Linked DNA regions of Mus musculus: all the other regions are linked to region 1. The links are chromatin loops, found by intact Hi-C in ENCODE. Cell type or tissue: left cerebral cortex. All regions are shown on one strand. Each heading gives the region's core, and the rest is flanking DNA. Links, peaks and the distances in the headings are about the cores only. Region 1 holds the start of Fgf7 (fibroblast growth factor 7). Region 2 overlaps Galk2 (galactokinase 2). Region 3 overlaps Atp8b4 (ATPase, class I, type 8B, member 4).

The links. Hi-C counts contacts between places; a loop is a spot of excess contacts. Peaks named below come from ENCODE experiments on the same cell type or tissue, not always from the same donor. Only the 100,000 strongest peaks of a DNase experiment are listed, where the experiment ranks them.
Region 2: a loop joins it to region 1, with 10 times the contacts of the local background. A loop is called at or near these places in 24 of 42 quality-filtered maps.
Region 3: a loop joins it to region 1, with 2.6 times the contacts of the local background. A loop is called at or near these places in 4 of 42 quality-filtered maps.

What each region holds. Positions count from the first base shown.
Region 1 is chr2:126,031,113-126,039,112 of GRCm38, reverse strand. All of the region lies in intron 11 of Fam227b (family with sequence similarity 227, member B), which reads left to right. It overlaps Fgf7 (fibroblast growth factor 7), which reads right to left and starts at 4,455. Exons shown (of 4, transcript NM_008008.4): 1 at 4,263-4,455; 2 at 3,113-3,668. The coding sequence starts at 3,398. In left cerebral cortex, for the core only: CTCF peaks have their summits at 4,590 and 5,526 (motif pointing right); DNase peaks (open chromatin) are centred at 4,629 and 5,525; H3K4me3 peaks cover 188 bases.
Region 2 is chr2:125,889,595-125,899,981 of GRCm38, reverse strand. It overlaps Galk2 (galactokinase 2), which reads right to left. Exons shown (of 10, transcript NM_001291002.1): 4 at 6,539-6,629; 5 at 3,191-3,337. Among named protein-coding and RNA genes, the nearest start is that of Galk2, 29 kb to the right of the region's middle. In left cerebral cortex, for the core only: a CTCF peak has its summit at 6,691 (motif pointing left); DNase peaks (open chromatin) are centred at 4,689, 6,694 and 8,509.
Region 3 is chr2:126,357,461-126,367,847 of GRCm38, reverse strand. Atp8b4 (ATPase, class I, type 8B, member 4) reads left to right here. Exons shown (of 28, transcript NM_001080944.3): 21 at 5,945-6,092; 22 at 8,897-9,080; 23 at 9,609-9,832. Among named protein-coding and RNA genes, the nearest start is that of Atp8b4, 130 kb to the left of the region's middle. In left cerebral cortex, for the core only: a CTCF peak has its summit at 4,644 (motif pointing right); a DNase peak (open chromatin) is centred at 4,643.

The sequences.
Region 1 (8,000 bases), core at 1-8,000:
TGATCTAAACTTGATGGAGGAGACTAAAGCGAGGGCTCCAAACACCACGGTACCTGAAGTGAAATTTCAATTCCCCTGAAGATTTGAGGCACTAACGCTAACACCAGCCCACCACTCCCCTCTCTTCCTCTCTGCTCTAAATCCACCCAGCCCAGCCCAATACCTCGGGAGCACATTACACACCCAAATCTTTCACCTGTTTCTACAAGGCTTCCCATATCTACCAGTGTTTTATAAAGCATATTCCCAGGAGGTCCGTATGTGCTTCGGTGGGTAGCAGGCGTGCCTAGCATGTGTATGACCCCAGGGTTCCATGCTTCCCTAGGGAAGCAAGCAGCCTGCCAAGACTCATCCATACCTTCAGGTCAAATTGCCTTTCACTCAAACAAAAGCCATGGGAGTGGCTAACGAGAAGAAAATGAAAACCAATGCTTCCAAAAGGAAAGTTTAAGGACTTCCAAAGTTAAAGTTAAAGGGCTTCCAAAGAAGTTTAAGGACCTGCTTAAAAGTGGAAGGCATCAGAGCCATGAGAAGGAAGTCTGGGGGTTGATGTTGAGTTTTATTTCTTTCTGAATGATTTCTATTCATTTGAGTCCAGTCACTATTAGCTGTCATTCTAGTGACAGCAAGAGGGGGACCTCCTCCTTCGGATCACTGAGCTAACTCTGAAGACTCTGAAAGCTCAGGAAACCACCCTGAGCTTTTGTGATTGCATTTCTCATGCTGCTTGGTTACAGTGAACAAGTTCTTCTGAGCACACTATTTGGACCTGGATTCCCTGACTCAGTAGCTCCAGCCTCACATACGTCTATCTGCTTATGTTCATTCTTAAACTGAGCAAGTCTGTCTCAACTAACAGGCAACAATTATCAGATTTTTCTCCTAATACATTATTCTCCTTTATTCTTCTGACTCTTGGATTTTCTACACACAAAAGTCCCATCACATCTGTCTAACTTGGGAGAAACCTTATCTTGTCTTTTCAGTAGGATGGCAGGACAATGGTAACTATTTTATAGTTTATCTGAGAGATTCTCATGAGGTCTTACTCTCTCCTCGAGATTGAATTATGCCAAGAAAGTATATAAATTTAGACTATTAAAAGACTTGTAAGAAACATATTTGGTATTTGCATAAACAATGTCAAGTCTTTCTAAGTACAAGGCACTCTGATAGTTCAACACCATGATTTTGGGAAAGACTTTTGTCTTTCTTATTACTATAGAGTTTGCTTCATGAAAAAGGGGGTTTGCTAAACAGGCTTTAAGACTTCTCAGGTTTAGCACTATACCATGTTTCAAATTGTAAAGTGATTTTACCAGTTTGTAAATGTGTACAAATACCTGAAATTCATGAGCTCCAGGAATTTAACACAAAATAAAATTCACATATATTTACATGTTCCAATTGTAACTACTTTAATCTCAAATAATCATAGTACTCATTTTCACTGACTGTTCCCACCCATTTTTTTTTTACCTTTTTTTATGAGTTAGTGGAAAGCATCCAAAGGGATTAGTCATTAAATAAAAAGAAGTCTGCAATTGAGCTATGATAATAACCTTGTTATAAAATTTGCAACTAGCCCTGACTGCATGGTTAGTCTGGAGAGAGAGCAGGCACTTTTGCCTCACTGTTGGGGTGACAACTAGGTAATGAGTATTGAGGCTTTACATTGTGTGGTACGTTCCCTGCCTCAGAACCAATTAGACTGTGAGAAGGAGAAAGATTTTGAAAAATGCATCCATGTTTACCAGTTGAAGATTGGGAACACTAAAGTGCCCCAAAGTCATTAACAGACAGGGACGGGACACATGCTGTCACTGCCCCCATGATTCTGTTATCTACAATAAGGCTCGATGATTTTCAAATCAAATGAAAAGGCCACATAGAAGGGACGGTCAGCAAATCCTCCTCCAGTGGCCACTGCTGAGCTGGGTCCCATGGAATCAGTCCTCCAGAAGGCATGTTTCCTTGCTCAGTTTGTATGAGTTATGGCTGAAATGAAGGTCCCTCATTTTCATTTTGGAAAGAGTCACCAAACTCTTATTTTTTGGTCAGTGAGTTTAGAGCCAAAAAGATATTTCAGGAATAGATAGGAACTACTTGGGGTGGCCCTGTCACAGACACCCAGCTACACTATTGTCTCCATGTATCCTTCTCAAACTATACTGCCACACGTACTATCAAACATACAGTGTCAACGCCACCCATGTGTTATTAGTGCTAAGAAATCTATTTCCACGTGTGGGTTTTAAATACCTAAGGTAAATGTTGAGTGTGTGTTTTATGCCATTGCATTTAATACTACTGAGATTAGTTACTAACTGTAACCATCAAATGAAAACCCAAGCCCTGGCATTTTAAGGTAAAAAAACAACTGGGTCTAAGGAAAGTGGGGTGCTCCAGGTGAAGGTCCCCGACCCAACCTGCCTTCCAACTCAGCTCTGCTTCCTCAAGGTTATGTTCCTCTTAAATTAGCAAGAGACTTAACATGACAGACTCTTGATAAAGAAACTGCTAAAAAAGGTCTGTTACCTGTGGGTGGGGAGTTAAGGAATCTAAAACAAACTCATTAGACTTTTAAAGATGTTCCAGGGCATCACCGACTCCCTTCTGTTTTAGAAGCACACAGTTTTTGGTGCTCAGGAAGTAGATTCTTAACCGGTTAGTACCATGGCAGAGTCCTTTCAAAAGCAACACCACTAATAAAGACAGATACATCCTCTGCTCCTTAAACTCCTGGCTGGTAGTTTGGTGAACACCTACTGAGAGCTCTATGCACACCGCTGCTGAGCTTTGCTAGGGAAACAATCACACATGAGCATGCGTGCTCACTGACATGGTTTCTTACTAACCAGTAGTTTGGATTTAAGCCACAGAGTATTTTCCAACTATATCAGTTCCAACCATAAGGTGAGGACACTTGCCCTATTACCAGAGATATTTTAGGGAGTTAGTGCAGAAATCCCAAGGTAGAAAAATTAGGACTTGATATATGACACTGATTTTTTTTTTTTGCCCCCATAGGAAAGGAGAACACAGCACTGGAAAGTGAACCTTAGACAAACCTTAAAGAGCTAAGCAGGGCTGTGATAAAGGCATCACTTACTGTAGCTGTTCTTCATCTCCTGGGTCCCTTTCACTTTGCCTCGTTTGTCAATCCTCAGGTACCACTGGGTGCGACAGAACAGTCTTCTCACCCTTATATCCCCTCCTTCCATGTAGTCATAACTTCTGGTGTGTCGCTCGGGGCTGGAACAGTTCACACTCGTAGCCGTTTGCTCCGGACTCATGTCATTGCAAGCTAGAGATATAGTGCCCACTAGACAGACGAGGTGGAAGCATGATCTGTAGAGCAGAGTTGGCAGGATCCGTGTCAGTATCCATTTGCGCATTATAGTGTAGTGCCCCGGGTGTTCATGAATAACATAATGAGAATTGAATCTTGCGTTGATTGCTACTCCTAGGTCATGGGCCTCCTCCTATTTGTGAACTGGAGATTGATGAGAGAAAAAGTCGTCGCTCTTTCCAAACTGTTAACCTTATCTTTTAGCTTCTGATACCAATAACACGATTCCTCCTTCAGGAACACAGCTGATAGGTATATCCTTATAGAAACAGGTCGTGACAAGGCCAGTTGCTGCAGTGCGGTTGCTCCTTGACTTCTGCTCGAAGAGAGAGATTAGGAATGGGGAGGGGGAGAGGAGAGGGAGATAAAAAAAATTGTATGTATAAATTTCAGTAGTTAGATAGTCTAACATGTCAGTGTAGTTAAATGTTGAAAGCACGTTTAAAACAGCTCCCACAGAGGACGTGAGCATCTCTGCCACTCTGCACATAGATTCAGAAGCGCTATGCGTTAGTGAGGAGACACCACAAGAAAACCACACCATTCATTCCAGTTGCTATCTTGTCAGGAAACACTGTGTACTCACAGCTATTGAGTTAAATCAAGTTTTACAGCCTCTATCGACAAAGTTGAAGTTGAATTCCCTGGAATTCATTAGTCTATGCTTTTACATTTGTGCTTTATAATTATTTTCCCTTAAACTACCCAGATTTTTCAAGTTAAGTGTCAGGATTGCCCTGGAGAACCTCAAGAGTCTCCTTCCATCCGTCCGTACTACAGCACAATTTCTGTAGATATTTTCACAGCTCAAAAGTCTTTCCCCCCTGACCCCACCCCAGGACAATAACCACAGAAAGAGAAAATCTTTCAGAAAAGAGCATTGTTTTAAAGACAAATAACAGTAACTTACTTGTTCTGTTTGGAACAGCTGGGTACACAAGAGTTCCGTGTCTGCTGTCTGCCTCGTGCAACTTGAGCCTCTCTACTGTAGCTACAAACTATTTCTCAGCTGAGAAATCCCCCAGCAGAATCATAATTGTTTCCATAAATCAACAGGCAAAAGGATTTTCTCCGTGTGTGAGCGCGTGCGCTTGTGTGAGTGCGTGGAGCCTTTTATTCAGAGATTTTCAATAAATACCTTTGCTGACCTCATTGGAAGCAATTAAAACTTAACCAGTGAGCTGTTCGTTGTCTAAAACAGCAGAATTAGGAGGCTTGTACACTGTTGAGTGGTCGTAAGGGGGAGCTGTGGACACGGCTTCGGCTTAAATCCACAAGTGGGCATTCACGCTGTGGAAACAGACCTCTGATTCCCAAGCCGTTACAAAGAGAAAGGAAAATGTTAGACCTTTTAAACACAGAAGCTGTACAGTCTGTGAAAAACATATGTCCCTACAACATATATAAGGGCTTCTTAAATGTTAGATGATCTTTACAATACATTGGCACGGAGGAGGTTGGTAAGTGAGGGTATGTTTTTAGTCCTTCAAATTCAGAGCACTAGAGCAACCCAAGGCTCAGGGCCTGAAAGCAGGTATCCCTAGGCAAGGACACATCTTTTCACAGATCTTGCACAATTGGGTGTGAGTCTTTAGGCTGAGAAGACCTAGTTTCTTACCGGACTGGGATTCTAACAAACAGTGTGGCCTTGGCTCCATCCCTTACTTCCCCATGGCTCAGCTGCTGCTTCAGGTATCAAATCAATGGCCACGTCTAATCAGGCTAGGGTGTGCTGCCGTTTTAACATCCTGTCTTGTGATTTATTTCAAAGGATGACACACAGAAGCAAAGGACACATAATTTGCAAAACTATCATTCTTTTAGAAAAATGGTTTCACCTTAGTATTTGACTTGTGCCTTCCTGAGAGCAATAGCATAAAAAATAACTGATAATTCCAGGAATAATAAGGCCAATAGCTAATGGATACAAGAGAGTCCTTTTGCTTTCCAGCCTGAGCTTGTGCCTATCCTGTACTGAGCAAGACTGTGACTGTCTGTATCTTACACTTAGTATGGAGCCATCGTATCACCACCCTAAATGAATATTTAAGAATACATACATTAAAATTCTCTTTTCCTTGTACCTGCAAAACACACACACACACACAGAGAGAGAGAGAGAGAGACACACACACAACTTCGCACTTAACATACACTACCACCAGGTGGTGCAGGTAGACCAAATAGAGACAGAGACCCAAAATTGAATCATTTGGATGTGATTGTTCTTCCCTTTCCCATTGTGCTTACAGAGGGCAGAGTCAACAGCACCCCATATTTCAAACATACACAGTTGTCTTCGATTCATGAAATATTAAAGCACTAGGCTTTCAAAGCAGAGGAGGGTGTGCTGTTCTATAACTGTATCTATTTAAAGCCAGAGAGTTCAGAACATCCCATGATTTTTCTCCCAGGGAGGAATAGGAAAGGACAGAAGGTATGATGATGTTCTTAGTGATATCCCACCATCCGGGGGCGGGGACATTAGTAATGAGCAGATTCAGAATTCTTACGAGTTGACGTTCCATAGAGAAATGGAGGTTATGCAGTCAGTTCTCAGTGCACACTACAGAATGCCCAGTCTCTTTACAATGTGCAGGGGAGGGAGTGTTCGCAATGTTGGAGCCAAGGTATAAAATGACTCTCTGAGGAATGTCACTGAGCAGGTTACAGTCAGGCAGGAAATTGTATCAGTTTAAATTCCTTTCGAAGTTATTGATTACTTTCCAGTGATGGGACCAAGACGGGGTGGGGAATTTCATTCCTGTCCTTGAGACCCTTACTTGTTAGCAATGGTTCTCATTAGGCTAGCGGTTCAGCTATCTGTAGGACAGCTGCTCTCTTTGTCCTTGTGAGTTACCCAGTGGCAGACATCCTCTGTCCTTACTGTAAAGCACATACAGAAGAGAGCAGCAGAGTTCCCTGCTCTGTGCTCTTTCCAGATAACGGTAGCTTCATCCTTAGTTGAAAATATCTCCACCTTGTGCATTGTAAATCCATAAGAAAAGGATCTACATCTATTGACTTTTAAAGATTAATGTTGTCACCTGAAAAGCTTCAAATAGAAGCGTATCTCAAAAAGAAGAAGTGTGTCGCCCTTGCCCCTCGTGTTTGGGAATTTGTATTTCAAATACAAAAATAAAGATATTTAAAATAAATTTGCATTGAAAATCATTGAAAAACTCATAGAACTTCTTTGATGCAGTCAGTTGCTATATGAACTTCCTAGCTTTTCCTAACCAGTCTTCATCACAGCCTTCATTCTGTGGAGAGACAAATGATAGAAACTTTGACTTATGGAATTTTATATTTCAGTTTACATTTTTACCATGCTTAAACACAAAAGCTATACACATATATACAGGAGAATTTTATACCCTGTTCTTTTACATACAAAGAAGTATTATCACACACACGAGAGAGAGAGAGAGAGAGAGAGAGAGAGAGAGAGAGAGAGAGTTATACATGTTGCTTTTTATTTAGTAAAAATACAAAATCTCCTATCTCAGCATTTAGAAAGCTCACTCACTCTCTACACTGCATGCTATTCCATTGAATGGGTATATCTCAATGTGCATAGCCAACCTCTATGAACATTTCATTTTTACCCATATATTTTACTGTGGAACTATTATAATGAATGCAGTTATAAATATGTCATTTTATGGTATACAAATATAGCTGTAGGGCTATTTTCCAAAAGCTGTCTAGACATCTGTCTTCTGGTTCCAGGTAGGATAGACACTCTTGAAATTGGGACAAGGTTGAATTCTACTTATAAAAATGACTATGTATATGTTGTGCCTTACATCTGACATTGTTCCAAACTATTCCATCCACATTTCTACAACTAACCCCACACTAGATTTGTCTTCATCATTTCCTGTGTGGTTTCAATATATAAATTCAGTCTTGACTCTGGATCATACTGTGCAACCAGTCTTACTTATCATCTTGATTCATCCATTGAACAAATATTTATTCAATAACTCTGTGCTGCCAGATGCTAGGTTAGCCCTCTGAAGACACAATGGTGAGTATCTTGGAAGTGATCCCTGCCTTTGCAAAGCGTGCATTCCAGTGAGAGCACAGTATAAACAGGGATCTGGGGATGGTAAGGGGCGGGGAAGCCAAGAGCTTAAATTCCAAGAACGGAAAGAAGGCCCAGGCTAATGATCACAAGCAAGAGGCTAAGCAAAGAGAGAGGCCTGAAGCTTGGCAGATACAACTTGACATTAGGAACTGTGTATACTACAGAAGAAACTTAGGTTCATTTAAAAAGAATAGGACACAGGAAGACAGACCTGTCTTTCCAAACAAGACGGACCTGGTTAAAGATAGTAAACTCGGGAGGAAAACCAGGATGGAGCAATCCCTGAGGTCCTTAATCCTATAAACAGCTCGTTTGCCTTTGGCACAATGCTGTAACATCTAAACACTAACTGCACAGAAGATGTAAAGTGTGAGTCATATGTTCAGCATTGCGGTGTGCCTGTGACTCAACTTGTAAATATCTCAGTATACAAATGCCATTTGAGCCTTTCTATCCCTGAGTCTGTAACAAAATGGCTTCGTTTAATTTTGTAAAAACTCAGAAAAAACAAACAAACAAAAACCAACCAACCAAACAAACAAACAAAAAAACTCT
Region 2 (10,387 bases), core at 1,274-9,273, 140 kb after region 1:
GTAAGCTTTACCAATCCTCCCCTTAAAAAAATAAAAATAAAAATGAAACACTTTCTCTCCCCCCCCCATTCTCTCCACTGCACTTGACTAGTCATTAAAAATAATATTAATTGCTGAGCAGTGGTGGCTCACACCTTTAATCCCAGCACCTGGGAGGCAAAGGCAGGTGAATTTCTGAGTTCGAGGCCAGCCTGGTCTACAGAGTGAGTTTCAGGACAGCCTGGGCCACACAGAAAAACATTGTCTCAAAAATAAATAAATAAATAATAATAATAATAAAATTTAATTATATAAAAGTGAAGTCTTTGACTTCAGCCCTCCCTCTAGACAGTGCCGTCCCTTTTTTGTATGCATCGACAGACTTTCATAGCTAATGAACACTCTTCTTTTCCTACTTCCCATAGATCCTGCAGCCCATCCCTGATATATGGCATGGAAACTACAAAGGCCTTACCTTCTTGGCCTCTTGGTAGCAGCTGACCCTGCCACTCACATCACGAAGAATTGTCTTCCTTGTCTTTGCCGTTCATCCTTTCTGTTTTCCCTACCTCTTGGACAACTCTTCTTTCTCTTCAGTAGACAACAATAGTGCTCGTGCCTCGCTCACTCTTGTTCCCCAGACCTGAACCCTGATTGTCGCTACCTCTACTCTAGCTATAATGCATGTCTTCCCCACTCCAGAAACTTCACCAGCAGGAGGATTGTGAATTGGGGGATAGCTTGAGATACATAAAGAGATCCTGTCTAAAAACTGAGTTAGTTATATTATTCATGATCTTCAAAAGAGCCTGGCAGTTGGAAGAATTGGTTCACAAGTAAAGACTGAATAGTTCTGCAGGCCTAGGCTCTGCATGCCTAGGCTCTGCATGCCTAGGCTCTGCATGCCTAGGCTCTGCATGCCTAGGCTCTGCATGCCTAGGCTCTGCATGCCTAGGCTCTGCATGCCTAGGCTCTGCATGCCTAGGCTCTGCATGCCTAGGCTCTGCATGCCTAGGCTCTGCATGCCTAGGCTCTGCATGCCTAGGATCTGCATGCCTAGGCTCTGCATGCCTAGGCTCTGTATGCCTAGGCTCTGCATGCCTAGGCTCTGTATGCCTAGGCTCTGTATGCCTAGGCTCTGTATGCCTAGGCTCTGTATGCCTAGGATCTGTATGCCTAGGCTCTGTATGCCTAGGATCTGTATGCCTAGGCTCTGTATGCCTAGGATCTGTATGCCTAGGCTCTGTATGCCTAGGCTCTGTATGCCTAGGCTCTGTATGCCTAGGCTCTGTATGCCTAGGCTCTGTATGCCTAGGCTCTGTATGCCTAGGATCTGTATGCCTAGGATCTGTATGCCTAGGCTCTGTATGCCTAGGCTCTGTATGCCTAGGATCTGTATGCCTAGGATCTGTATGCCTAGGATCTGTATGCCTAGGCTCTGTATGCCTAGGATCTGTATGCCTAGGCTCTGTATGCCTAGGCTCTGTATGCCTAGGATCTGTATGCCTAGGATCTGTATGCCTAGGCTCTGTATGCCTAGGCTCTGTATGCCTAGGCTCTGTATGCCTAGGATCTGTATGCCTAGGATCTGTATGCCTAGGCTCTGTATGCCTAGGCTCTGTATGCCTAGGATCTGTATGCCTAGGATCTGTATGCCTAGGCTCTGTATGCCTAGGCTCTGTATGCCTAGGTTCCTCATACCCAACACTTAGCTTCACCTCAGGCCAGAGTGCCATTTAGAAGCCACTGCAAGGCATCACGGTCAGAAACTTGAACAGAATCCTTGACTCTTTGTTGGCCTCTAGCTCACACCTGATCAGTGCTCATATCATACTAATTCTGTCCCACATGGACCTTAAGCTGAATATCTAATGTCTTGCATTCCTATCCCTTCTCCTTGTCTTTGCTTCATCCTACCCTGTGCCTTGTGTCCCACATTCTGCCATACACAGATCTGCAGTAATGTAGCCAGTCAATCCTGGCCTGAAACCACTGAAACTGAACCCAAATGAGTCTTCTCCATTTAACTGTTGGTGTTGGATATTTTGTTAAATACTTATTAAACTATCAGATTAAAGACTGTGCCAGAGAAGGCATAGTTCACATATAGATTTTTTTCTTTCTCTCCTCAAAAACAAAACAAAAAAACAAGTACTATTGCAGTGAGCAAGCTAAACATCCCATAAAAAAAGCCTGTTTACAGCAAGGAAAGTTTTCTCTTTGTTGTCTCCCTTCCCCGTGTGTAAAATTTTCACTATAAAAATTTAAACACACTTTTTACAAACTAATCATATGGCTAGCTTTCTACCTTTTAGTCTGCCTCTTACGTTGTCCATTCCCAAACCATCTGTGGACTTCAGTTTACACACATGGGTTTAACAGAGTGGTTCTCAGTCTGTGGGTTGAGATCCCTTTGGGGGGTCACATATCATATCTCCTCCTTATCAGATATTTGTATTACGATTCATGGTATTAGCAGAATTACAATTATGAAGTAGCAATGAAAATAATTTTATGGTTGGGGTCACCACAGCATGAGGAACTGTATTAGGGGGTCACAGCATTAGGAAGGCTGAGAACCGCTGGTTGAAAAGAACCTGCAATAACATCTCACCTGAAGCAGAGCGTTCACGTACTAATTAAATCTAAGCTCACCTGCTCCAAGCTGGAAAACCAGAGATTTATGCAAATTTGTGAAGGCTTCCTGACCTCAGGTGGAATTTCTGTCTCCTTAAGGTACGCACTTCCTCCTTGAATGGGACACTCAGGCGACTAACCCACATATACTGGGTATTAACGGGGACACACTTGGCTCCTTTCTCATCTGTTCTCTATCCTTCCTGCCCATTGCCTGTCAGTACTTAAGGTTTTAGGTGAAAACAAAGAACAAAAACTAAAAAACAGAACAAAAACAGGCCCAACTATGAAACCTAAAATGTCTTACTCTGAATGTATATTGTCAAAGCTTCATATATAATCCAAGAGTACCTCACTACAGTCAGACAGCCCTGTTGACTGGCTGGTCAGAGACTAGCAACAACACTAGAGTGAGCGACCACAGGCAGAACATATTAGATTAGGGCACTTCCCACAGATGTTGGCTTTTCCTTTCCAGTTAAGACAGGTTTTTTTTTGGTGTTGAGGAAGACAGTCTGACTGCGATGCAGATGCTGTTGTGGAGGTCTTATGAGGTTGACATAATGGTGCTTACCTTGGAAAGTCTCAGTCCCAGCACCGTGAGAGTCACTAACCCAGCACAGCAAACCAGAGCACTGGAGCTGGAGAGGCCCGAACTCGGGGGTATATTTCCATCTACCAGGCAATTCATTCCAGGCAGCTTACTAAGGCCAAAGTGTTCCTAAGAATGTTTAAAAATAAAATGCCAATAGTCATTTCAGGATTGAACCCAAGAAGCAGAAGAAACTGCTATCAGTCCACAGAGGGGAAAACCATACGACACACACAAAGCTTTTGCAGTAACTGGGGTGAATCATTCCAGTAGGAGCTACACCTGCCATCTGATCTAATGGCTGGGGATGAGCCCTCTTTTTTCAACAAAAAGCTACTCATTCACATAAGGAAACTGCCTCAAATGACTTTTCTTTGAATATCAACTGATTTGAACAAGTATAGAAAAACCATAAAGCAATTACAATTCAAGTCGCCCAGAGAGGCAGGAGATCCCTAGTGATGGGGCGCAGGTTGAGCTTTAGCCCTGCAGCATCTTGTATAAAGTCTAACCCAACAGCAGCTGTTTCCAGGATAGCTGGCCTCAGGAGGCTCTCTGAAGAAAAAGAGCTCCCACTCTACCAACTCCATTTTTTATCAAGAAAAAAACCTAAGCACTAGGAGGTTTAAAAAATTCCCAAGGTTACACAAAGAACGCTTGAAGACCCAAGACTCTGAAATTGTCCCCATGCAAAGAATGCTTAGAGTGAGACCCAAGACTCTGAGTCTTAACTGACTTCTCCACTGCTGTGAAAACTGGGGCCACCAGTGTCACCATGTTTAAATTTAAATGCCTGCCAGCTATGTAAGGAAATTCAGAGGTTTTACTGGAGTTATTAATGCAATTTAACATCTAGTAGCTTCAAAGACAGCCAGATTAGAATTTATATGTAAATGATATTAAATTCCCCCCAAAAAAGGCAGGGAAATTTTTACAAACAGGAAAGACCAACCAAATTGGACTCTGAGTTAAAGGTAGAAACCTCTAATGTATTTGAACTGACGTGTAAGACTTGAATTGGGAAGTGATATCATATTATAATCTTCATTATTTAGGATTAAAATAAACCCAGCCCTCCCTTCTTCTCAAGGAAAAGAATGTTCTTCAGAAATTTCTCAGATAATTCAAGACCAAAGTTTGAGAAACTATTACATTACCTAATTATGCATTTCATCATACATATTCTTCTAGGGAAAAATTTCAATAAGCAAATTAGACTAACCAAAGGAGCAAAATGCTGCAAATAAAATCTGCTTTTGTCCTTAATGTTTTGTCTATTTTTTTTCTTCCTTGGCAAAAATCATGGGCCACAAAAGAAAAGATTCAGTTGGATGTACCTCCTGATTCCAAGTCATCTAAAAATCTCCTTCCAGAAACACAAACAAATTATACACTGAAGACGTGCCATTGCCAACGCCCCGCTGTACAGAACATTAGGCAGCCCACTCAAAGGCAGCAGTCCTTGGGGAACACTATATATTTAACCATAAACTGATCCACAGACTGTCTTGGATGTGAATCATAGTTACAAACTTAGCACGCAATGTTTAAATTCAACAGTAACAGCAGACTGAAAAACACAACTGAGTTGTGCCAAACATTGCAGTAGCTTTATCCCAAAAGGATAACATGTTCAATTTCACATAAACAGACTATCCCTTGGAACTTTCTAGTATTTTAATTAGAAGGTTTCTGGACTGCTAACATTGAAATTACTTTTCTGCCAAAAGGTCATTGAAGAAACCTGTGTTTTTGCACATAAGTTGTCAAACCAAAGAAGATTTTAAGCCTCTATCCAAAATAATACAAAAATATACTATATATACATATATACATATCATATACATATACAGAGAGAGAAAGAGAGGTGTCACTTTACCATATGATACTAAACAGGCATGTTGTTACAAGAAAGGTCAGATTGCATTTGCTGACCAATGCTTCCAAATACCCTAATTCCCACTAATGTGGATGACAATCCAAATGATTTGAAGATTTAAAACAGGCCAATAACTTTTCCCAGAAGTTATTACCATGTGTCTTGAAAAAAGAGCCACATTCTCAAGAAATTAATGCTGCACTCCTAGACCAGACCTCCATGACAACACCCCCAGGACTACACATCCCAAGTTACACCCCAGGACTACACATCCCAAGTTACCCTGACTGGCTTCTATAAGACTATGTCACTGAGTCCTAAGCAGCTTGTGACAATTTCAGATAGTACCCTCCAGGCCACTTGGATCATAAGCTCTCAAAAAAAAAAAAAAAACCAGAAAAGTATGTTTATTAGTTTCCTTTTGAATCACGAAGACAAAAAAAATATTTCTTAATATTCTTAATCTATGATATATCACAAGACTCACTACAACTAAAATAATTATTGAGTGAATGTTAATTTAAAAAATAAAAGTTAAGGGTCTAGAGAGATGGCTCAGTGGTTAAGAGTATCTGTTGCTCTTAGAGGAGGAGGACCTGGGTTCAATTCCCACAGAGTGGCTAACAACAGTCTGTCACTCCAGTCCCAGGGGACCTGATGCCCTCTTTCGGCCTCTACGGGTGCCAGACACCCAAGTGATGCAGGCAAAGCACCCACAGGCATATAAAGAAAATAAGTAGATTGGTTTTTAATTATTAGAAATTAAAATTAAGAACACAAAAAGAAACACAGGAGTGGTTCTGAAAACAGCAAGTATTGGTTTTATCTCTGTGCTTCCTACTCTCCTAACTGTGAGAGAAAGTGGAAATATCGCACTCTCCTAGTCTTATACACAGCACTGAAGCTATGACATTAAGATTAAGTCAATGTTTCTGAGAAACTACTCACAGTAAGACCTTCACTACAACCCTTTTATTCTCACCTGGACAAGCAGTAACAATGCTGGCTACCATCCCCAAATGCCTAAAGGCCCCAGCAAAGTGATGCCCTGCAAGCACTCCTCATTGAATAGCAGTGACATTGTTTCACAGATAAAGCCAAGATTGAACTCAAATTAACAAAGCTGGATTATGCCCATATTCAAACCCATGGCTGCTCAACTCTAAGTCCATTTCAGTATACTCCTGTACATCCCAAGAACAGAATGTAAATACTAGGACAATCTCTCTTCAAGGTGTATTTAATGATGCATAGTCAGTGGAAAGAAAGACCATGACCACTCCTGTGAGCACAACCCAGAGGCAATCATATCCCCTCCCCCCGCCCCTGGCCTTGAAACAGAAGTCAGCAAAATACAAGAAAAGCATCAGTACTAAAAGAAGACCAAAAACATGGGAGTCAATCTGGAATAACATGACTATAATCTCAACAGCTAGTAAGCATCGATTTACCTGAATTCCCTTAAAGCCACACAAGAAGTAGTTGTGCCATAGAGGTTTGGTCTTGTCGATACAGATGTTATTAGCTGTAGTACTGAAGTCTCTGAAAAAAACAAGACACATTAATTTAAGTCTGTACGCCTTGAGAGGAAAAAAAAAAACCAAATCAATGGCTGACTGCTGCCCTCTTGTGACAGGACACCGATACCAAGTCTCCTTTCTTTCTTTCCCCCCCCCCCCTTCTTTTATTTTTTTAATTAGACATTTTCTTTATTTACGTGAGTCTCCTTTTCTATTTACTTAAACGTGTATCTCAGTCTCCAACAGTGGACACCTCCAGATGCTAAAAACCAAGAGAGAAAGTTGTAGTAGCCTTATTGACCAATCTACCTCTAACTGGCCCTTTTTATTTCCAGAAACATCTAGGAAACAACATACTTCAGCATAATCTACACTCATTTTTCCCTTTCAGGTTAGTGCTTCTTAGCTAGTATAAATACATGAGTGCTTTATCCTCTGCGCCTGCTACCAGACAGATGCCCTGGTGAAATGGAAGGTCTCCAAGTTCTCTTTCTCCACATTCTCTGATAGCCATCTAATGTATGATTTAAGAAAAATAAATAACAAACAAAATTTATTTTAAAGAGTCATGACCTATTGTGAGTCTACACTGATATAAAGTTACAAGTGAATAAGCAGCTAAAGGAAGAAAAAGGGAAATTATTTTTCATAATAAAAGGCCAAGCTCAGTGAGATGCTAACAACCTGATCCCTAGAACCCACATGAGGAAAGACAGGAACTGACTCCACAAAACTGTCCTCTGAGTTCCACAATTGTGCTATAGAATGCATGCCATGCATCCACATCTCACACACACACAGAGGGAGGGATAATTAATAAAGTACATCAATTAACCAATATTGAAGAAATAATGGAAATTTAAAAGTATTGCATGCTAGTGGTTTCATCAACAGACCTCTAAAGTAAGACCTTGATGAAAACAAGATATTTACATAGTGTCTACTCATTACCTCAGTATCACCAGCAGCCACTTACTAATTGGAAGAAGAAAATAGGAACTTTGTTAGAAAGTTTCTGGTTCAGCAGGTTGGTCTGCTTCTCTGAATTCCTCAGAAAAGCCTAACTCTCCTCTGTTCCTATCTCTATTCTACACATGCCTTCCCTAACACTTTGGGCTCCTCCCCCCTCCTTCATTTTCTATTGTCTGGAATAGAAAGCATCCATGCTGGCTCTTCTTTAAAGGTTTGGTGGAGTTCAAGGGTAAAAAGTTGTAGACCTGCACTGTTTGTAATATATCTAATCCTTGAGACTTTCATACAATGCATTTTGATCACATTCGCCTCCTCGCACATCTCCATAACTCCTCCCAGGTCCACCCTCACCTCCCCAGTCCCACCTAATTTTGTGTCCTTTTTTAATAACCCATCAAGTCCAGCTTGTGCGCCCCATATATTCCATGCTGTGGGGCCATTCATAGAGCACAGTCAACCTACCAAGGGCCATATCCTTAAAGAAAATTGACTCTCTTCTCCCCAGAAACCATCAGATGTCCATAGCTCCTCAGTTAGGGGGAGGGGCTCACGCCCGCTGATCCATACTAGAATGTTAACTAGCTTTGCCCTATGCAGGCAAGTACAGCTACTTCGTGCTCCTGAGCACAGCAGTCCTGTCACATCCAGAAGACGATCCCATTTCACTCCAGTCCTCTTCAGCATCTGGCTCTTCCAATCTCCCTGCTCTCTCTTCTGCCATGGTCCTTGGGTAGGGAAGTGTGATGCAAAAGTCCCATTTGTACTATCCACTGGCACTATTCTCTGCCCGTGGATCAGCTGTGAGTTTCTGCATTATCCACAGATAATCTCAGGGAGCCGCTGTGGTTACCCCTATACTATTTATGCCACTATTCTACCCACGGGTATCTCTTCCCATACCAGTCGTGCACAGGGTTCCCAGCTGGGTAAGACTGCTGATGAAAGCTCTCCCCTAGCATCCTACGCAGCACCTCCTGCCACTGTGAAAGTGAGCCAACAGGGAGGAAGGTTCCTGGTCAGAACCAATGCTATTTCTATGTCTTGTGACAAGTATGTAGTATCTTCAGCAACAGGCCTTACCAAAGTCTGGACTTTATTAATTGAAAATGTTGTTTGTTTAGTTGAGGTTTTTCTGTTGTTGTTGTTTTGTTTTTAGTTGTTGCTTGAATCTCATTGTTTGTTTATTAATCTCTATAAACTGTTAATCTCATCCAGATTTAATATGAGTAGATTATATGCACCTACATATTCATTCATTCCTTTCAGATTTTCCAACATCATAGAATGTAAGAGTTCTAAAATATATCACAACTATTTCCTGAATTTCACTAGTATCTACTGCCATATCTCCCTTTTCATCTCTTACTTCATTAATTTGGGCCTTTGTTCTCTTTCTTTTGGCTAGTTTGGCTAAGAGTTTATTGATCTTGTTCATTGTTTCAAAGAATTGACACTTTGTTTCACAAACTCATTATATTTTTAAATTTTTATTTCATTAATTCCTTCCTTGATTGTAATTATTTCTTTCAATCTACTGATTTTTGATGGGGCTTGTTCTTGTTCTTCCAAGACCCTAAGGTGAATTCTTAAATTAATGATTAGAGAACTGACCTTTTTAATTAATTAGTTATTTTCCTCTCTCTCTCTCTCTCTCTCTCTCTCTCTCTCTCTCTCTCTCGTGTGTGTGTGCCTGTGTCTCTGTGTCTATCTGTATTTCTGTGTATGTGTCCACATATCATAGCACGTGTGACGTCAAAAGCTGGTGGGCGTCAGCTCGCACCTCTAATGTTGGGTCCCAGGACTGACCTCAGGCTGTCAGGTTTGCTGGCACATCCTTTTCCTCACTAAGCTGTTTTCCTGGCCCTTCTCTACTTTACAGCTTTAATCTCCCCTCCTAGGCTGCTTTCATCCATCTCCTAACTGCATTAGGTAAAATTCAAGCACACTATGCTAGTTCAGCAGTGTACAGCAGTGACATCAAACACCTCTGTTTGCTCTCCCAGTTAATATCCCACTCAGGAAAATATAGAAAGTTCCTGGGAATTATGTTCTATACCACACATTCATCTCTACTACATCCAAGTCCCACTTGATTACTGCAAATACTTCAACTAATAGAATATAGCTGTAAAACAAAACAAAACAAAAAAACCTGCAAATAACACCAAATGCATAATGCCAATGCAATAACATAAGAAACACACATACAAAAAACAAGGTAATACCTTGAAAAAGTATTAATCTTACAAAATTGGCATCTGGTGTGAGTAAGATGGTAAATGTGGGTGGAGTTCTGAGAAAAGTGAACACTTCTGAACTGTTGGTAGGAATGGGATTTGGCATAACTATTATGGAAAACAGTGTGTTGTTTCTTCAAAAAATTAAAAACAGAACTAGCATATCATCCAGGAATCCTTGTGTTTGGTATATACACCCACGGGAAATGAAACATCTGCTATCCCCATGTTTGCTGTCAGCTTACTCAGTAACCAAGATATAGAAATAGAATTACAATATACAATGTGACAATTATGTCTTCTTCTGTAATTTGGAAATTAAACACATAATATAATCATGTCATTTAATAACAGGGATATAGTATATGAAACTTATTATTGGCTACTATTGTCATTGTATAAACAATATAGAGTATAGCATACTTATACAGACATAGATGGTATAGCCTACTACACACTTATGTATTTGGGATATTCATCATTACAAACATATACAGCATGCTACTATACTTGTGGTGATTTGATGTAAATACCACCACCACCCCCCATTTCAACTCCAGTTGGTGACCTG
Region 3 (10,387 bases), core at 1,196-9,195, 330 kb before region 1:
GGACTAATATCCAGTATATATATAAAGAACTCAAGAAGGTGGACTTCAGAAAATCAAATAACCCCATTAAAAATGGGGCTCAGAGCTAAACAGAATTCTCACCCGAGGAATACTGAATGGCTGAGAAGCACCTGAAAAAATGTTCAGCATCCTTAATCATCAGGGAAATGCAAATCAAAACAACCCTGAGATTCTACCTCACACCAGCCAGAATGGCTAAGATCAAAAATTCAGGTGACAGCAGATGCTGGCGAGGATGTGGAGAAAGAGGAACACTCCTCCATTGTTGATGGAATTGCAAGCTTGTACAACCACTCTGGAAATCAGTCTGGCGGTTCCTCAGAAAATTGGACATAGTACTACTGGAGGATCCCGCAATACCTCTCCTGGGCATATATCCAGAAGATGTTCCAACACATGTAAGAAGGACACATGCTCCACTATGTTCATAGCAGCCTTATTTATAATAGCCAGAAGCTAGAAAGAACCCAGATGCCCCTCAACAGAGGAATGGATACAGAAAATGTGGTACATTTACACAATGGAGTACTACTCAGCTATTAAAAAGAATAAATTTATGAAATTCCTAGGCAAATGGATGGACCTGGAGGGCATCATCCTGAGTAAGGTAACCCAATCACAAAAGAACTCATACAATATGTACTCACTGATAAGTGGATATTAGCCCAGAAACTTAGAATACCCAAGATAGAAGATACAGTTTGCAAAACACATGAAACTCAAGAAGAACGAAAACGAAAGTGTGGACACTTTGTTCCTTCTTAGAATTGGGACAAAACACCCATGGAAAAAGTTACAGAGACAAAGATTGAAGCTGAGATGAAAGGATGGACCATATTAAGACTGCCATATCCGGGGATCCATCCCATAATCAGCCTCCAAACGCTGACACCTTTGTACACACTAGCAAGATTTTGCTGAAAGGATCCTGATATAACAGTCTCTTGTGAGACTATGCCAGGGTCTAGCAAACACAGAAGTGGATGCTCACAGTCAGCTATTGGATGGAACACAAGGTCCCCAATGGAGGAGCTAGAGAAAGTACCCAAGGATCTAAAGGGATCTGCAACCCTATAGGTGGAACAACTTTATGAACTAACCAGTACCCCCAGAAGCTTGTGTCTCTAGCTGCATAAGTATCACAAGATGACCTAGTTGGCCATCAGTGGAAAGAGAGGCCCATTAGTCTTGCAAACTTTATATGCCCCAGTACAGGGGAAGGCCAGGGCCAAGTACTGGGAGTGGGGGGGTGGGAGGTGGGGGGTAAGGTTTGGGGGACTTTTCGGGTAGCATTGGAAATGGAAATGAAGAAAATACCTAATTAAAAAAAACAATAAAAAAGTGATTTTGCTTTATTAACTTTAGAAGATGGGTGACATATTTAGTTAAAAGTGAGATTATAAAACATGCATAGAATGATATGTTTTGCCAATACACTCACACACACACACACACACACACACACACACACACACACACACACGGCACTATACATGCATCCTCCTAACTACCTTTCAAGCCCTGGGAAGTATATGCCATGGTTCTAAGTAATGGAAAGGCAACCAGCTTCTTCTTTTTTTTCTCTTTCCTTACATAATTACTGAGTAGTAGTATTCATGCAAATTTTTACAATTGATAAAAAAACAACAAACCCTAGCTGGGCAGTGGTGGCGCACGCCTTTAATCCCAGCACTTGGGAGGCAGGGCAGGAGGATTTCTGAGTTCGAGGCCAGCCTGGTCTACAGAGTGAGTTCCAGGTCTACAGATCTACAGAGTGAGTATACAGAGAAACCCTGTCTCGAAAAAAACAAAAACAAAAACAAAAAACCAAAAAAACCCTCAAAACACCCTAAAAACACGTTTTACTTTAATGAGAAGAAAACTATTCAAAGGAAAATAATTACATCTAGGTGTAGCATCTCACACGCCCCGGGGTTACCTTGCTTAGCTGACTGGCTGGCCATGCTTATTCTAACTCAGACTTGGAGGTTCCATCATGTTTTGCATGTACCATGGAAACAATGTATGATAGAAAATTCTGCAGGCAGAGTGAATACCTTTCCAGAATGAATATGCTTCCTATGAAACTCGAGGGGAAAGAGCTCCTAAGGGGAACCATTGTTTGGAGGTCCCCGCTACATTCCCAGTCTTGGCGATTTATATCTAAGCCCACAGCCTTGGGGATTAAAATCATAAATGTGTGCCCTTTCATGTTCTTGTGCTATGTTTTTGAGTTCATGCAAAAAAAATGTGTTGAAAGAGAAGGATCTGAGGGAGGAGCCATTGGATGGACAATATGTACATGCTTGTAGTTAATCCTGTCCAATGTGTTTAGATGTCGTCAACATCGATGAGTAATGTTCATGCCACGCAGCACGCACATAACATAGTTGTTAGCCATTTTTGGACATGTGGAACCCTGATTGAGTTGGTTCCCATTGATGCTTTAGTGTTGGCAGCATGCCCACAGGTTTAAGTTAAGCCCTATGTTGGCCACAGGCCCACAGGTCTACAGTCATCCCTGTGTTAGTCTCATGCCCACAGGTCTACAATTAAGTCCTGCCAGTTTCTGAGGTTATTTCATGGATTCTGTCATTTTAACAGAGCATGTATCTTCTGCTGCAAGGAAAATAGACAATGAGGTTTTGATCAGTCAGACAAGATAACGCATCCAGTGTTTCATTTCTGAGCCACCATGTTTTGTTCTCAGAAAAATTCATTAAATGACCCAGCTGCCTCCAAGTACCCACGCAGAGACACTAGGACTCTATAGCCCCTCTCTAAGCAGTAAAATCTTTAATCACTGGTACCTCTTGTAAATGGCTCTTGGGGCAGGTACTGAAAATTAGCTGTGTGATGTAGGCTGTTTATAAGATATTGGCCAGTTAGGAGTCCTTTCGTGGAGCAGAACATAACACTGACTGTGATATCATAGAGTCATTAATGACAGTAGCGACCAAATAGGTTTGAATGCTCAAGTTCTGTTATCCCGAGTAAACTGTTTTAGTAGGTCAGGTTTCTTCTCATAAATTGTAACACTCTAAAGCATTACATTTTGACTTCTGATGTGCATTTTGGTGCACACAGTTCCCTGTTTTCAGGGGGTTGATCGCTCTCTGAGCCGGTCCCCGATTTCTGATCGACGATAAAGGATCGACGTCTTTAACAGTCTGTGGGGCAATGAACTGGAAGCTTGAACTAAAAAGTTCACTCACTTCCTTTCTTCCTCACTCTCTGAAGGGCGGTGCTGTCTCCTTCATTACTCTCTGGTGGCATATCTTACTCCAACCTAGAGATAGCCTGTGGCTGGCTGTATATGTAAAGCCATTTGTTTTGATAACCAAGAACTAGGAATTTGGAGTCCTGGATCTGCCCCGGACTAATCAAGTGGCCTAAAGTCAGATAGCTAATCTGTCAGAGGCAGACCCAAGTTTCCAAGGAACAAGCAAGCTCAAAGCTCTGGCCTTTTACCAAAGTCCAAATTATTTTCCTTTAAACATAATGTCATAATTTAAATCTATTTCCTAACAGATCTCTTTTACTTCCTGCATCTAGAGTGCCAGGAAAGGACTGAGGAAAATGGCTCATCCCTCGCACCCCCTCTCTCCTTTGCAGGCTGAATGCATGGCTGAGCACAGCGCTCCCTCCCTCCGCTGTAGTGTGTTCAGATGGTATGGGCTGTGAGTGCTCTAGTCAACTCAACCCTGCCTATGGTTCTGCATTACAGCATTGTACTAAACTGCCCTCATTACAAAGCCTAGAAGGCAGAGCCCTTCTTTTCACATCTGTTTGTATTCTGAGGTCCAGTAGAATGTCGGATGCCCACACACTGTCCATCTTCACCGAAAGGTACTATGTGTAGCTTTCTTCCTTCCTGATGAATTGCATTTGCAAGAACCAGCTTGTGTTTGGAGAGCTGAGTTCCAGGAAGTAAGAGAAAGGACAGCTATGAACACCCACCCAGGTCTTACAGTGCACTCATTCCAGTCTGGCAGGGAGTGAAGGCCTTGGAGGGTGGGGGGAGCATTAGCAATTTTAGCAGAGCATAAAAATTGTTCTTTTTCTGCCTGGAAAGGGACTTGTGTCACATGTTAGGGAGACATTGTTGGGGAAAGCTCCTAAATAAGTAGAATTTCAGCCAGTGTGTTCATGAACTTCACCCTCCCTTGGAATGTTTTCGTTTTGCAAGGGGGAAATAGAGGTTGAGTCATTTACACAGCAAATGGGAGCCTCACCAAACAGGAAACCCTGGGAGATGTTTTTTTTTTGCTTCAGTGCCTTCTCAAAGCCCAGTTTATGAGATCTGCAGTGCCGTCAGAGACACACATTCATGTCTGGTATCATTTCTCCCATTCATCAGATGGCGCTGCCAGTTTTCATGACCATGATGAGCGTTCATTGGGTTGCTTATCTACCGAGGACATTGGAGCCTTCTGCTTGCAACAGTAATCCTCTGTGCCTGCTCTGTCTCCTTCCCCACAGTGCATTTCAAACAGCCTTCTAACCTTACACATCCTTTTGTTTGTTTCTGCAAACTGCCTGCTAACTGTCTGATATCATCCTTGGAACCAAGGCTGAGTGACAAGTCTAAGTGCAGGCACGATTTTGGTCCCGGACAGCAGAGGGCAGTGTTGAGCCAGGAAACAAGGTGACCTGCCTTTGCTTCTGGGTCTGCTTTTGTAGTTCATACATAAACTCTTGGTGATGCATTTTTATATGCATCACTGTATGTTAAATAACTCAAAAGCTGAAGGCATAATGCTTGTTTTAATATGACCATTCTCTCCCATCAGAGGATCTTCAGCATAAACTCATTGTAATAAATGCTTTCCACACTGGGCAGGACATCAAGAAGACAGTTCATTTTGCCATAAGTCGAAACATCTGCTAACCTATTCTTCACTTTCTGTTTTCTTCTGGAATTCATCTATACATGTAGTGGTATATTCACATGCAGGGGCTGGCTTGGGCATCCTTCTGCAGGGGACATCTGCCGGTATTCCTATGATGGAAGCTACTGTGGTCATGCCAACAGACCTGTTATTTATAACCTGGTCACCCACAGGTCTTCTGGGTGGGAATTTACCTTCCTATTAAAGACATTATCACATTTTTTAGGAGAACAGTAGAATGCCAGTTCTAATGGGCTTATGTCATCATATAAGCTACTGATTAGGTCTTTAGCATTGCGAGGAATTTCTATTTGTAAAAACCCCATGTTTGGAGTTTGGAGTTTCTCACAAGGTCATTGTTATCATTTAAACTTATGAGGATTTTATTTTTACTTAAAATATTTTTCTTTTATTTTATAATAATAAATGGCATCATGAATCTCTTTCAAAGTTAAACAAAATGTGTTTATAAGTGGACTATTGTTTTCAGCCAGGTTATATAATGATGAGCGCATGCGCGCGCGCGCGCGCGCGCACACACACACACACACACACACACACACACACACACACACACACGTATGTACGTACGTCAGGAAGAAAGGGAGAGGGAAAAATGGAGAAAAGGAAAGAGAGAGGGAAGGAGGGGAGTGCTCTGTAATGAGAAGGTTTCATTCATCGCCTTTAGTTTTTGTTTAGCATATTGAAAAACACCGTTTTTCCAGAGAGTGGTTCTTTATACACCAAAGCTATCAAGATTCCTTGGTTAAAGCCAGTTTTTAGGTAGTGTAAAATGTTTGAGGTAGTTCTGTTTTCTCTGTGTTTAGCTGCCTAGTTCCTTGTGCTCCCCCAGCCCCTGCAGGATTGACATGCACTGCTGTCTGGCCTTCCCTCTGCTTGGTGGCCTAATACCTGGGCCTTACGCTGAAGAGTGGTAGCATGAGTTCATTTCCAGGCCGGCCTCTTGGTTCAGTTATAGACAAGCTCTGTGTGCTTTGTTATGCCTTTTTTTAATTCTCTTATTCTTTAAGGAAAGCAAAGGAAAATTTGCTTGGACAAAGCACGAGTTTTTCCAATGGACATGCAGTTTATGACAACAAGCAGCGGTTGGGGTTGGACGCGGGTGCAGGAGAGGCTGTGACAGGAGAATATGCCTTAGTCATAAATGGCCACAGTTTGGTGAGTTTGCCCGAGGCTGTTCTTCTCTTTTTCTTTACTCCAGCAATCATCTCTTTTGTGCTGCCTTAATGAGAGTCTCCTTTGTGTTTTTCAAACAAATGTCACTACAAGAGATAGGGCGTGCACAGGATTTCCTGTTTGCAGAAGGAAAGACTTCCAGTGTGCCTTTCAGACATCATTGTTTGAAGGATCGCACTGGATGTGAGGCTCTGGAGAAACAGTTCGCAGGGAGTCTATGAGTTCTGCCTAAACGGTTACTTCCGTTGCTTCGCAGAACGGTTTAAACGCTTTTGGAAGACGGTGGGGGATGGCGCAGATCAGTTTTTCAGTTACCGTTCTTGCGAAGGTTTGTGATTTGCGAGTCATAACCTGACCTTCACAGAATTACCACGCCAAATCATTGCCATTAAGATACCTCTGGTGGTTTTTCTAAATAGCAACGTTCTGCAGCAAAGCCAAACGATTTGATTTCATTAGGAAATCTGGCTCTTGTCATAATAGAATAAACTTGCATTGTACTTCTAACGCAGTTCAGGTTCCAAGCCCCAAACAAAACTCAACCGCTCCTCCTGAGTCTCTAATTAGAATACAAAAGCCCCGACTGCAGTCTCGTGAAATTATCATTTCTATGTACAAAGAACTTAATCTCACATCTTTCTTTGGCTTTGGTGCTCATTTTTCACTTTGGAGTTTGGAAAAAATGAACGTTTGTTCTTGAAGGCAGTTTCTTAGTGGACAAAAGAAGTTGGAGCTGAGTCTATTAGATTCCCCCTTGTGACCGTCCGCCTGTTAGCTCCTAGCTCTCTAAGCACTATCCAGCTGGATCCCAGACGCAGCAGAGTGCTGCTTCCACACCGTGGAAAGTTACAGAGCTCAGCTGCAGGCCAAGCTCAGTCAAAAACTGGTCCAGATGACATGAACTTTTCCCTTGCACAGATGAACACCAACTGAAAGTTATGTCTGTCTGCTGAGATCTGGAGTTGAGTGGCCTGGGCAGCTCGGTAGGACAGGATCCCTCCTGTATTATGCTTTTGACAGGCCCCTGGGCTTGAGGAAGCAGTGTTTGTAGGGCATGGGCTTTCTGGTGATAGTCACCTAGCCTGTCTTTTCCTCTGTTGAAAGAAGGCTCTAAGCTGGAAGCTCTTCAGGAGCCCTGTTTGCTTCAAAGCCCTGTGCTCATGAAACCATGAGATGTCCTTCTTCAGTTAGGGAGAATTGTCTGTATTTTTGCTAGTACAGTCAGGTTTTGTTTGCTTTCTTTTTAAATCATAGCTCCAGTTCTCTCAAATTCTGAAGCTTTTCTGAATGTATCCAGGTCTGTCTTCATCAAAACCCAAGTCTACGTTTAACTTGTTGATAATAAAGAAAAATGAGCAGAGGCAAAAGGGGCCATTCTGAGCAAAAGAGCCAGTTATATGCCTTGTCTTTCAGAACATGTGGTATATTTGAGAATGATGGTCCACAGTTTTCTGAGGCATATAGACTTTGATATAGAATTTTTCTGCACCAGAGTCACAGCTTTGGCCTCATTTACCCACCCATTGCCTCATACCATTTTCATTGTTTACACAGACTGGCCAGGTCACAGTGCTAGAGAGTGGCCGAGAACTCAGACATGATTGGAGCATAGTCCTTGTTTGGGAGATCACAGTATAGTTCTGATAGAAGTATGACAGATACTGCAAAAGAGGCATTAATGCAATGCCTTTAGAGCACAGAAATAGGCACGTTTAATTATTTGTTTAAAAAATAAACAGAGGAGACTTTCTGGCAGAGCGGATGTTATTGAGTAAAAATGCTAGCAAATACAAAGATATAAAGGCAGTCTTTTAAGTAGCAATGCAGCCTGATGGGAATTATAAGAGGACCTAAAGGTGCTACCGAACAGAGCCCCTGAAGATATGCGGGCCAAACTGGAGTGGGCTGCGAGTGTCTCACTAAGGGTTCACTCTAAATAGCTGTTACTCAACAGCAGACTCATGTTTTCTCTGAATGTGTCTAACATAGAGTACAACGTGAGATGTTTCTAGAAATGTAATTGTCCAAAAAAGTTAATTGGAGAGAATCATGTTCTCTTTTCAGTAATTGCTGAGGGTATAGAAAGGCTCTTGGTATGTGGAACAAGGGTAGGAATTGGTTGGGGAATCCTGACTGAGGCCCAAGTTGCCTGTCTCCCTCCTATTCAGGCTCCTGATTTCAGCCACAGTGTTTTGCTAGGGACAGCCTCTGCTCAGGTCCTTTTCATCTTGCCTATGCGTTGGCAGTCACAAACACTAAGTCTACAAAACAGTGCAAAGGACACTAGCAGTGTGCCATGTAGAAATCACCATGGTTGGCAGTTCATATCAGCAGGTTCTAGCTGTTGCTTCTATTGATTTTCAGTAGTTCCTAGTAGAACTTTATAGTAATATATATATTTTTTTAGACAGGGTTTCTCTGTATAGCCCTGGCTATCCTGGAACTCATTTTGTAGACCAGGCTGGCCTTGAACTCAGAAATCTGCCTGCCTCTGCCTCCCAAGTGCTCGGATTAAAGGCGTGCGCCACCACTGCCCAGTACATAGCAAGATCTTGCCAAGATGGCATGGTAACATATCAAGGAGGCACACTGAGGACATAGCTCTTATTTTTATGTTAAATTCCCTTGAAACTTGCCAACAGCTCAGTATTCATGTCTTGTTACTGATTCTGTAACCCTGAATTGATCAAGTAATGAAATGGTTCTGAAATGAAGTCAGTCAAGAACCATGCTATTTGCTTTGTAATTTACAATCGTCATGTGTTCTGTTTGCTTTGATGACACAGGCCCATGCCCTTGAAAGTGATGTCGAGAACGATCTTTTGGAGCTCGCCTGTGTGTGTAAGACTGTGGTTTGCTGCAGAGTCACCCCACTCCAGAAAGCCCAAGTAGTAGAGTTGGTAAAAAAGCACAGAAATGCTGTGACTTTGGCCATTGGTGATGGGGCCAACGATGTCAGCATGATTAAAAGTAAGAGGGTATTTTCTCAATGAGACATACTGCACGCATGGAGTCCTGCTTCAGCCTGTGATGCAATGTAATAGCAATGTTCATTCGTTTAATTTTACCATGGTTCTTATAAAAATTATACTTTCTGGGCAGCACTTACATAACTACTAGTACCTCTAAGGCATTTCTCTTCAGTTAAAACACCTGCATATTTCTTAGTTTAGAAAAGGGCATTGCTTGCCTTCTACAGTTTGAGAGGGAGAGACCACTCAGGGCAGGTAAAAGCAGCCAGCGCTTCGTTCCTAGCAGCTGGGGTTGGTTCCATCTTTGATATTTACAAGTGTAAAGTGCAAATTTCCAACCTTTACCCAGCCCAGTTTTCTCTTAGATAAAACTAGGATCAATACTTAACCATGTGACTAGTTCAGGATATATGTGAAAAACCATAATAATTATTATAGTTATACAGTTACAAAAAATGGCTAACATAAAAGAGGAATAAGTTTCTTAAAGATGCTGCAACTCTTTCTCATCTTCTTTTCCCTCTAGGTGCCCACATTGGCATTGGCATCAGTGGTCAGGAAGGACTGCAAGCAGTCTTAGCCAGTGACTATGCATTGGCTCAGTTTAGATATCTCCAACGACTGCTTCTTGTTCATGGAAGGTGGTCCTACTACAGGATGTGCAAGTTCTTATGCTATTTCTTCTACAAGAACTTTGCGTTCACCCTTGTGCACTTCTGGTTTGCCTTCTTCTGTGGCTTCTCGGCACAGGTAAGTAAAGTGCACCCTTATAATTCCTCCCATGAATGGCTCCCACTCTCCAGACTGTCTTACTGATAAAGAAAAGATACTTCTATGCCTGATCCAAGACAGTATAACCATTCGGTGATTTGAGTGCTGATGAGCTTTGAATCCAACCCACATAAAAATAGCTGGAATTTTTCTTATGTATAGAGTAACTAATTACAGTATCTTGCATATCTTTTAGCTTTTTATGAAATGTGTTGGTTTGATAACAGATAAGCCTTATGAAGAATTTTTAATATATATTTGTATTCTTTAAAAATCTCACACAGTCATAGTACACCCACCTCATTTGCAATTCCTTCCAGATCTGTTTCCTCTCCACCTCCCAAATTTATGTCTTAAAACCTTATCACTTGCCAAATCCAATTTGTGCTGCCCATAAACTTGTGGATGTAGGGCCATTCATTGGTACATGGTCAACCTACCGGGGCTCACAGACTTAAAGAAAACTGAGTTTCTCTCCACTTGTCAGTCATCAACCTCTAAAAGCTCCTTAGCCAAGCCGATGGGTGGGTCATG